2 separate regions of the Mus musculus genome follow, and region 1 is linked to region 2. The links are chromatin loops, found by intact Hi-C in ENCODE. Cell type or tissue: heart. All regions are shown on one strand. Links, peaks and the distances in the headings refer to the core of each region. The heading gives the core; the rest is flanking DNA.

The links. Hi-C counts contacts between places; a loop is a spot of excess contacts. Peaks named below come from ENCODE experiments on the same cell type or tissue, not always from the same donor. Only the 100,000 strongest peaks of a DNase experiment are listed, where the experiment ranks them.
Region 1: a loop joins it to region 2, with 2.7 times the contacts of the local background. A loop is called at or near these places in 6 of 42 quality-filtered maps.

What each region holds. Positions count from the first base shown.
Region 1 is chr15:5,399,743-5,405,134 of GRCm38, reverse strand. It overlaps the pseudogene Gm46496. Among named protein-coding and RNA genes, the nearest start is that of 5430437J10Rik, 94 kb to the left of the region's middle. In heart, for the core only: no CTCF peak of the experiment used is centred there; no DNase peak of the experiment used is centred there.
Region 2 is chr15:5,249,544-5,254,935 of GRCm38, reverse strand. Gm41257 (a long non-coding RNA gene) reads right to left here and starts at 297. Exons shown (of 4, transcript XR_875007.1): 1 at 1-297. In heart, for the core only: no CTCF peak of the experiment used is centred there; no DNase peak of the experiment used is centred there.

The sequences.
Region 1 (5,392 bases), core at 83-5,082, 150 kb before region 2:
TTATGAGCTTATCAGAAAGCATATTTTCCAGGACATCTACTTCTGTGCTGACCAGACTCTCCATCTACTTATGTGTGTTAAGTTGTTTCCTTAGAGTTTGATTTTGCTCAGCCAAATAGCCTAAAACACATTTCGCTTTCCCCAATTCTCTAGAATAATATTGACAAGGAATAGAAATCGAAATTAAGTCTTAAAATGAAGATGGCATTACTAATGGATCACTAAATGTCAGTGGTGTCTTCTTTATGTCATGCTAATGATATTTCCAAAACTTTATGTTCCCCCTCAAATTATAAGTGACTTTCCATCTCTAGACCCCTTGGGTATAGACAGCCAGCTGTTCTAGAGTATTTTATCACATGGGGTCACCTTCTGCCTTCACAGAGAGTAAAACATTTGAACATCTATTTCAAATCACCCTCCCTTGTCTTTCTTCCTTATAAATCCATAGAAACCTAAGACCAAAGATGATGTATGAATATCCATGCTATTTTCTCATTACCAGTAGGATAATAAGAACAGGAAAATCACCCACCAAACCATCTTTAGGTCTTTAGCTATTGTTTAAAAAAAAAACAAACTTTTGTTCATTTCCTTGTTACTATGTGGTTGTGATAATGTCTGCCAAGACAGAAAGCTGTTTGAACCAAATTTTCATGCAGGAGGATTGTATTTTGCTGAGTAAAATGCAATGAACTTCAGTCTCTATGATAAAGATGCAATATTGATTTTTAAATGATTCTTTGTTTAGGGGCATATAATGCTGTGGAATACTTTGTCTCTTAGAATGGAGCAATGCACAAATGGAGTCACGATAGTCTTTTATGGATATGAACAGTGCATTATTTATACCAATAAAATAAATCACCAGCATGTGAATAAATCACTGATTACATAACTTTTCTCCATTAATGTGGACTTTAATATTTCAGTTTTCAATAAGATAGCATGCTATCTAAATATATGATAACCTAGAAATGTCAACTCAGCGGGCATGGTGGCGCACGCCTTTAATCCCAGCACTCGGGAGGCAGAGGCAGGCAGATTTCCTACAAAGTGAGTTCCAGGACAGCCAGGGCTATACAGAGAAACCCTGTTTTGAAAAACAAAAGACAAAAAAAAAAAAAAAAAACCACACACACACACACACACACACACAAACAAAAACAAAAAACAATCAAACGAACAAAAGAAATGTCAACTCAATTTTACAAGTAAAAGGACTTCTTTGTTTCTGATAAACAGCTAAAAACAAAAACAAAATACCACACATTTTCAGAAGAATTTGTTTAATGTCAGTTGTTTTAACTTTGGCATTTTTTGTAAATTCAGAAAAATCTAATTTAAAAGTACTCATTTCATGAGCTACCACACATGACTTAAAAAGATCAACTTTAGACTGGTTTTAAGCATCAACCAAAAATTAGGACGTTGAAAGCATCTTTACCTCCAAAATTACTTGCCTGACCCATATTCACTTCTTAGACTGTGTTCATGGGCTCATTTATAAAATGTGATTCCAGCTAAGGGTCACATGTATCATGGCCAAGTGTACTGGCTGGTTTTGTGTGTCAACTTGACACAGGCTGGAGTTATCACAGAGAAAGGAGCTTCAGTTGAGGAAATGCCTCCATGAGATCCAGCTGTGGGGTATTTTCTCAATTAGTGATCAAGTGGGGAAGGCCCCTTGTGGGTGGGACCATCTCTAGGCTGGTAGTCTTGGTTCTATAAGAGCAAGCAGGGGAGACAAGCCAATAAAGAACATCCCTCCATGGCCTCTGCATTAGCTCCTGCTTCCTGACCTGCTTGAGTTCCAGTCCTGACTTCCTCTGGTGATGAACTGCGATGTGGAAGTGTAAGCTGAATAAACCCTTTCCTTCCCAACTTGCTTCTTGGTCATGATGTTTGTGTAGGAATAGAAACTCTGAATAAGACACCAAGGAGAGCAGCAGGGCTGAATCAGGCAATTTTTTGAGGAATTGAGTCTAAGACATAAACGTGCAAATGTCAAACATGTTTTCAAAATTAATCAGAATTAATCACTTGCACTGGATCCTGCTTCTAGGCTTCTGAACAACTGCTATCAGTATCAACAATAATGTAAATTATATATGTGAGACATATTTAAATATTAAGAGAATAAACTGATACTAATAGTGAAAAAAATGACAGTATCCTTGAAGGCTAGGGTTGGAGTTAAAATCATGTTAATCCCTAAAAGTGCTAGTCACACTGGGTTAGGTATGGTGGTGAATCTTCATTGTCACCTGGACTGTATCTAGAATCAACTAAAATCCAAGTAGCAGGACACACAGGTGAAGGAGTTCCTTGACTGGATCACTTGATGTAGGAAGACCCACACTAAGTCTGGGCCACACGTTCTGGTGATACTCTACATAAAAGGATATGGAAAGGGAAAGTTTGGTTTTTGTTGGCTTGTCCTCACTCTGACTGGCAAGTTCATCTCACCTGCTAATGAAGCATCGCTTTACTGTTAGAAACTACTTCATGCAGATGTCAGTGTAACTGAGACCAGCAGAAACATCCAGCCTAGTGAATTGAGCAACTAGATTTGTGGACTTTCTGTTAGGAGACAGTCATTACCAAAATAGTTGGACCACAGCCTGTAAGTCCCTTGATAAATAGATGATAGATAGATAGATAGATAGATAGATAGATAGATAGATAGATAGATAGATAGATATTCTATCAGTTCCTCTAGAGCAACCTAACTAATACAGGTAGATTAAAATATTTATTCTTGTAACTTGCTTTTGTGATGTGAACACTACTAGGATATTAAAGGAGAATCAAATCCCAAATGTAATTAATACAAAGATAATTCTGTTACAGATGTCAGTAATTCTCAGACCTCATGGTAACATGTTCCTATTACTATGAGCAGATCTTTGAAAATATATGTCTGTCTGAGAAAGAAAATGAATATTTAAGCACGCTACATGTTAGTGCTGTCATGAAGTTCTCGGTGCTTTTGCAGCATATGACCAAGGCTGAACATGCTCTGCTCATATAAGGCTGTCCACATGACGTGAATTAAGAAACAGTGAAAAGACCACCTGTTTTGGACACAAAGTTATTTCAGAGACTCTACTGATGAGTTCCCTACAGCAGCCAATAGAAATATTTTTTGTCCAGTAGCCTATCAACAAATGATCTGTCTCAGCCTGTTTGCATCTAATTCATAGTCCAAGAAGAGGTTGAAAACAATGATAAGTGGATATAACTTCCTGATAACAACTTAGGATTGCATTGATGTTTCCTGTAGGAAATGTCTAAGCTAATTGTGGCATAAGAATGCACTTAAAAGTCCTGAGAAAAAAAGCTGGGTTAAAGGACCTGCACTTTCACTTTGCAAAAAGGCCTTGTTGCTTTTCAAAATAATTCAATATCTGAAATTTCAAGGCACGTAGGGTAACAGATAAAGAGATTGGTAAAGCTTGAGTTTTACCATAAGAATGTAACTCATGGAAAGGTTGGGCAACGAGTAGATCTTGTAGATAAGATATGAATAATGGAGAAGAGTATCCAGAATTAAACAGTATCTCAAGGGAGGTATAGGAAGCAGTAACAAAAGAGAAGGGAAATAGGACTGGTATAGGGACTTGGAGGTGATGGGGGAGTTTTCACCTGTTCAAATACTAATGGAAAATCAAGAAGGAAGAAGACAGAGAAGTGTTCACAGTTTGGGTTAAATGGTTAATACCACAACTGCAGACATCTTGGGTGTCTATTTTATCTGAATTGTGTTTTATCTGTAGATTAAAGATACCCTGCTACATTCAATGGTTAAAAAAATCTTTAAGTCCTCATTTGAATGAATTGTGTAACTTGCATTTGTAATTCTACTTTCAGTAAGACATAAAGCTTAGTTTAGGGAGTTCGGCAGTGCAGTTCAATCAGGGAAAAAAATGAACTAGAAAAGAGAAATATATTTAGCCGTAAATTTTAACTTGTAGTTTTGAAAAACAAATGAGCAGTGTAGTTGCAGTTGCACTTAACTAAGATACTTCTTTGTATCAAATGTTTACAAATCACAAAATGTGATGTGTACAAGCTAACCATGATGAGTTTCTCCCTAGGGAAATAGTACTATTCTCCTTAAAGTCATGCTTCTGGTAGAGTGATGTCTTTATCTGGCCTCTTCCATGACCATGAGATTTTCATTGAAGCAAGTTCTACTTCTTCAATAACTTAATTGTAACTTCTCAAACCCCAAAATAGAAGTTATCAGATTCCCTCAAGTTGTATGTGTGTACACAGAGCTATTGTTACAAGAATGTAAGAGGTAATTAAATATATTATTGAAATTAATGTGTATGCTTCTAGAAGGTTTAACATCAAAATTTCAAAACATACTAAGTTACACATAATGTTTTGTCTCTGTAAGCTCATTTAAGCTAAGTAGCTCTATGCCTGAAGCCACCCTGGGACCCGGTGTTCTGCTCGAGGTTTCAGGGTAAAGCTGCATCTGGTTCTCATGCAGATTGGACTTTGTCTCCAAGGAGACCCACAAACAGCTCTCTTGTCAGTCTCCTCCTCCTAGGTTTACAGAGAAGAAAGAAAGAACATCACTGATTATCATTTTCTTATAAAGTTGCTCACATGCAGACCCTGACAAATTATTTTACATCACTTGAGTATGAGTTTTGGTACCTATCCTTAAAAACTTGTCTTATAGTCTTGAAGCTCAAAACACTAGGCAACTGAGAAATGATCGAAGGGCATTATGTGTATGAAAATGTCATCCTGCAACTCTTTCTTTTACACAATTTTACACAGCCAGTAGCTGGAAACAACCCAGATGTCCCACAACAGAAGAATGGATAGAGAAAATGTAGTTCATTTACACAATGGAATACTACTCAGCTATTAAGAATGAGGACACAGTGGAGCATGTGCCCTTATTACCAGTTGGAACATCTTCTGGGTATATGCCCAGGAGAGGTATTGCTGGATCTTCCGGTAGTCACTCACCAAACACAGACACTATTGCACATGCCAAAAAGATTCTGCTGAAAGGACCCTGATATAGCTGTCTCTTGTGAGGCTATGCAGGGGCCTGGCAAATACAGAAGTGGATGCTCACAGTTATCTATAGAGGATGGATCACAGGGCCCCCAATGGAGGAGCTAGAGAAAGTACCCAAGGAGCTGAAGGGGTCCGCAACCCTATAGGTGGAACAACAATATGAACTAACCAGTACCCCAAGAGCTCGTGTCTCTAGCTGCATATGTAGCAGAAAATGGCCTAGTCGGCCATGACTGGGAAAAGAGGCCCCTTGGTCTTGCAAACTTTATAAGCCCTAGTACAGAAGAATGCCAGGGCCAAGAAGTGGGAGTGGATGGGTAGGGAAGCAGGGCAGGAGGGAGGG
Region 2 (5,392 bases), core at 250-5,249:
GATTGTTCTATGTTAGTAGATGTCATCAAAGAAAGAGTGCATGAGCAAATAAACCTGGAATATGCTACCTGAAGCAAATTTTAAAATGATGCTTTCTAAAAAGATTAAACACCTTAGAGCCTTCAGTAGTTTTGTTGTGCAATGAGATTTTTTTTAAGGACTTAGGAAGTTGATCTGGCTTTGAAACTCTTCTTTCTAGATATTAGCACTGAAATCATGCTCTAAACTGTACTAATTTCAAAAGGATACAAGCTCTCTTTTGAGCCCTAAAATGAGAAAACCCAGTTATCATTAATAATAATTTATTATTCTTATAGACACAATACTAATATTTCTTAAAAAGAAACAGAAGGAAAGTATAGCATCTTTTTATCATTTCCAAAGAGCTTCTTGCAGTTGAGACTTCCAAAAATAAATAAGTTCTATTAACAAATTTGAACAACCCTTGAAAGGAGCAGTGAGATTATTAATTAGCAAAGTCTACAATACAAAATTACATAATATGAAAAATTAGATGATATGTCCCACCTTTCACATTATCCCTGAGTCCATTATTAATCCACCCTCATAAAAGAGATGCATAATGGGCTAGGTGGCTAAGGATCTTTAATGCCCTTATTATCCTGTGGCCCAGAGTTTGGATCCCTGTACCCACACAGCAGCTCATAATCACCTATAACTCTAGTTATAGACTAGAGGGTCTGACATCCTCTTCTGTCCTCTGCAGGCTCCTACACACACCTGGTGCACATAAACTCACACAGGGCCATACTATAAACAGGAATAAAATTTAATAATTTGATTTTAATTTTAAAAAGAATACATGAAAATTTTCTTACTTCATTTACATCTTAATGGAGATATGTCTACTTTCTTGAAGAATCTAAAGAAGTCGAACGGTTTGTGCACTAACACACACTCACTGTGTGTATCACACACTCACTGTGCACTAACACACACTCACTGTGTGTAACACACACTCACTGTGCACTAACACACACTCACTGTGCACTAACACACACTCACTGTGCACTAACACACACTCACTGTGCAGTAACACACACTCACTGTGTGTAACACACACTCACTGTGTGTATTAAAGTCAGGGATAAGCGGTCTGTGCACTAACACACACTCACTGTGTGTAACACACACTCACTGTGTGTATTAAAGTCAGGGATAAGCAAGTTCCTAAGGATGTAGCTCCTCTAAGTTCTTGTCTAACATGTACAAAGTTTTGGTTTTCATCCCCAACAACACATAAAGTAGCCATAGTGGTGAACACCTGTGGATCCCAGGACTTGAGATCAAGAGAAGCAGGACTTCAAAGTCGTCCTTGGTCGCAATAGAGCAAGTTGAGAGGCAATCTTGGGAGAACAGAAACTGAGAGGGAAAAACAAGCACAAAGAGAAAGTTGGGGGGGGGGGGAGAGGAGGGATACTATGTTATTGTTATTAGAAGTGACTATGGCAATGGCATTTGTTGACAGAGCAAGGGACCTAGATGGTACGTCCAGAAAAAAAAACTCACAGCACAAGACTTTCATCTCTACAAAAGGAAATTCATCTCTACAAAAGTCACACAGCTAAGGATGGCTGAGGCTTGATTTCCCTTGTTTTTCTACTACAAATGTCTTCCTATAACACAGAAGTTAGAAAGCCCACTCTCTGGTCTGTCTCCCCTCACTGCCATCCTGAAGAACTTTCTGAAAGTCTTTCTAAGACTCAGTTTCCATTTCTGTAAACTAGGACCATACTGCTGCTTACTACCCTTAACTATATAACTATTGAGCTCTGTGACCTTAGAACAGTGACTTGGGTCTGCTTTGTCACAGCAGCCTCACTTGATCACTTGTGACATGAGGAGGGGGAGGAGAAGAGGAATTATACAGTAAGTACTTTGCACATTTCCTTGTGTTCTAGCATAATCTAGTGTTCACTAGCACTCAGTTGTGAAGACCATTAATGAACAGTGAGAAACAGGGAAGAGGCAAAGAGAGAGAATAAAGATGTTGTGAAAACTCAACCAGCTTGTCACTGAAAAAATACTGTTAACCACTGTTTAGAACCCTGGCTGTCTGAGTTCCAGGGTAGCTGACTGTCACGTGGTTCACTCCCAGAGCATGATGGGAACATCCCAGCTGCAGAGCATTTTCTCCAGGGGAGTAGCAGCATTGTGGGCAAGCTTTCAGAACAATCTTAGCTTGAATTTTCAGAAAGGCAGACAAGAGATGTGAGATGGCTCTACTGCTCTACATGTAAAACGTCATACAGACTTACACAACAGTCCAAGGATCACAGGTTGGTACCAGCTCTGCAAAGGAAATTATTCTCTGAAGACCTTAGAAACAAACAAGAGACCCCCAACCTCCTCATGACTCATGTGGGAGTACCTGCAAAGAGCATACACTTTCTGATAAGTGTAAAATTGTAGCCACTGAATCATAAATCTTTCTCTAAAGGTGAAAGTGTGGGTGAATCTACAAAAGGGCAAGCTGTAACTTGTAACAGACAAGCTGTAGCTTGTATCCTGTAACTCTTTTCATAGATACAATGGTAGAAACATAAGGTAACAGTCTAATGGAGAAACCTCTTTTTGCAGCAACTACTAATTAATGCAAAATACCTAAGTGATCTTGGAGCACTCAGCCCTCCACAGAAGCGCGTGTCACCCCTTTTAAAGATGATCAAAAAAGAAAGAGCAGAAAAAAGTAACAGCTGAAAGATATGGAGGAGAGCCTTGAACCATTGTCTCTTGGATATAACATTGTTGCTGAAATCCCAGATTCACAGCAGCCAGGGTGGCCTGCACAGAGCCAGCCTGCATCCATTAACATTTGGTCATGGATGGGGAAGGATCTCATGGGAGCCCATCAATCAAAGTAGTTTTTCTCCTCAAAACATATTGTTTTAGTATTTTATTTTATTTTAATGCGATAAACTTGCTTTTAAAATGACTATGGGTTACTGGAGTGACCTATATTAAGCCCAGATTTTCTTTATTTAAACCTAATAAGGTTGGGAGAGTAAACAAAAAGAGAGTGCTAAGTGGTGTGTCTGAAGATGCAGCTTGGGCTAGGAAATACAGAGGTTGTGCGTATAAGTGTGGGGACCAGGGAAGCCTATAATAAAATCTTTGCTTTGTTGCTATCAGTACGGCAATCCTTAGTCATCTGTTCAACCTCTCTGTACTAGGTAAATATATTGTCTATAAGCAACAGAGTGTGAACAAGCTATAATGTACTAGAAAGACAGCCAGTTCTACCAAGTCAATAGGAAGACAAAAATTTGGCACACCTCCCTGAGTTTTAGTAGTTAGGATGCCTCAATCCAAAGCCACTGCCAGCAAGCAGCCTTAAGCACTCTCCAGCCGACTCAGAGCAACCTCAAGTAGCTCTGAAGGTTATTCCTGCATCCCTGTGTGTCTCCCTGGAGATTGCATTGCTGAATCTGATAGGCCAATTGATGGCCCTAATAAAAAATGAAAAAAAGAAGATCCAGCACATTGTCCTCCTTTCATCGAAAGTCTGGACTGTAAACACTGTCGCCCAGAGGAAGCTTCCCAAAAATAGGAAGGACCTTTAGATACTGGGAAAGCTTAAAAAAAAAAAAAAAAAAAAAACCAGTCATAGAAGCAGGGGGAGGGGTGATAGGGTAGGAGGTTTCTGGAGTGGAGACCTGGAAAGGAGATAACTTTTGAAATGTAAATAAAGAAAATATCCAACAAAAGAAGAAAATGATGACATCTCCTACAGCCCTTAGCCCATTTATAAAGCTGGCACGTTACCACTGAGTATCTTCCTCATCCATTTGTTGGGAGCACCTGAAAGTGTCCCATACTGTACCTTAGCAAGACTAAACACCAGATGAATCTGGACTACTCTTCCTAGATTTACATCATGACCCTTCCCCTCTCTTTCTTCTTGGTCTTGTTCACTGGAAAGAATGAAAAGGAGGAACGATGGAGCTTTGTATATGACGCTTACCTACTGGCCCTAGGTTCAATCAGAGCTGGGGGCTGGGGAGTTAAAGAAGATAAGCTAACTGCTGAACTAAGCACAAAGCCCCTCACATCCCAATTATCTCTTTAATTCTCTTTATTGTTCCATGGAGTCTTCCGAGATTGAAATGAATCATTCACACATCTGTGGGCAGTCTCCTTTTACGGATGCCTCTACCATATGCCATCTACTGTCCTTTTGCTTTTGTTTGGACACTAGGAAACAAAAAATCATAACAGATCTGAATCGTGTATGGACCAGGTCTGGAAATGGCAAACATGACTTCTAACCTATATATTCCACCGTCCAATTATATACCATATCTGATGGGTTGCACTTATGTGTAAGAGATGGGATGGGGATGGAGAGAAGAAGGAAGATCAAACCCAAAGACTCATGCATGCTGAAAAGCATCCTACCACCGAGTTGCGTGCCCAGCTTCAAGGGCTGGATTTCATCATAAAAGCCAGGATGTGGATTAATACCAGCAGGGTGTGTAAGAGGAAGCTGAAACAGGGCCTTGTTAATCCTGGCGATCTCTGTCTCACCTACCTCACATCTCCAGGAAGTACTCATAAAGCCATGTAGGGGTACAGATGTGAAAGTGCTATGGAGAGCTGTGGGCGGTCATGAGCTTCTCATGACACTGGCAGTGATGATCAACTGGAGATTTCCTGTGTAACTTTTTTTTCCTTTTTCCTTTTGAGATTATAATTTAATTACAATGTTTCTCCTTTCCCTTACCTCCCTACAAACCCCCCATATACCCCTTAACCATGGATTCTTTTCATACTAGTTTTTAGTGTGTGTGTGTGTGTGTGTGTGTGTGTGTGTGTATGTGTGTGTGTGTGAAAATAAATGTATATACACATGCACATATTCATTCCTAAATATAACCTGTTCGGTACATAATTCAGAAGCCCTGGCAAGTTTTTTTTTCTTTTTTTTAAAGATTATTTATTTATTACATGTAATGTACACTGTAGCTGTCTTCAGACACACCAGAAGAGGGAGTCAGATCTTGTTACGGATGGTTGTGAGCCACCATGTGGTTGCTGGGATTTGAACTAAGGATCTTTGGAAGAGCAGTCGGGTGCTCTTACCTGCTGAGCCATCTTACCAGCACCCGCTGGCAAGTTTTATAATTGAGAGCAGTAGGCATTTAAATCGACTCCCAACCATGTTCCTGTTTTGGAACACGTGACCACAAAACCCATTGAGAGGACTGTGACAATCAATCACAGTAGAGATGACATCTGAAGTCCTTCTACATGTAGATGAGGCAGCCCTAACATCTCAGACTAATCCAATAGAAACGATCTGCCTCTAGATCCCACCCCACCCACAAACGTTTATAAGGTGCTATCCACAGGAATAAAGTCCACGAGTTAT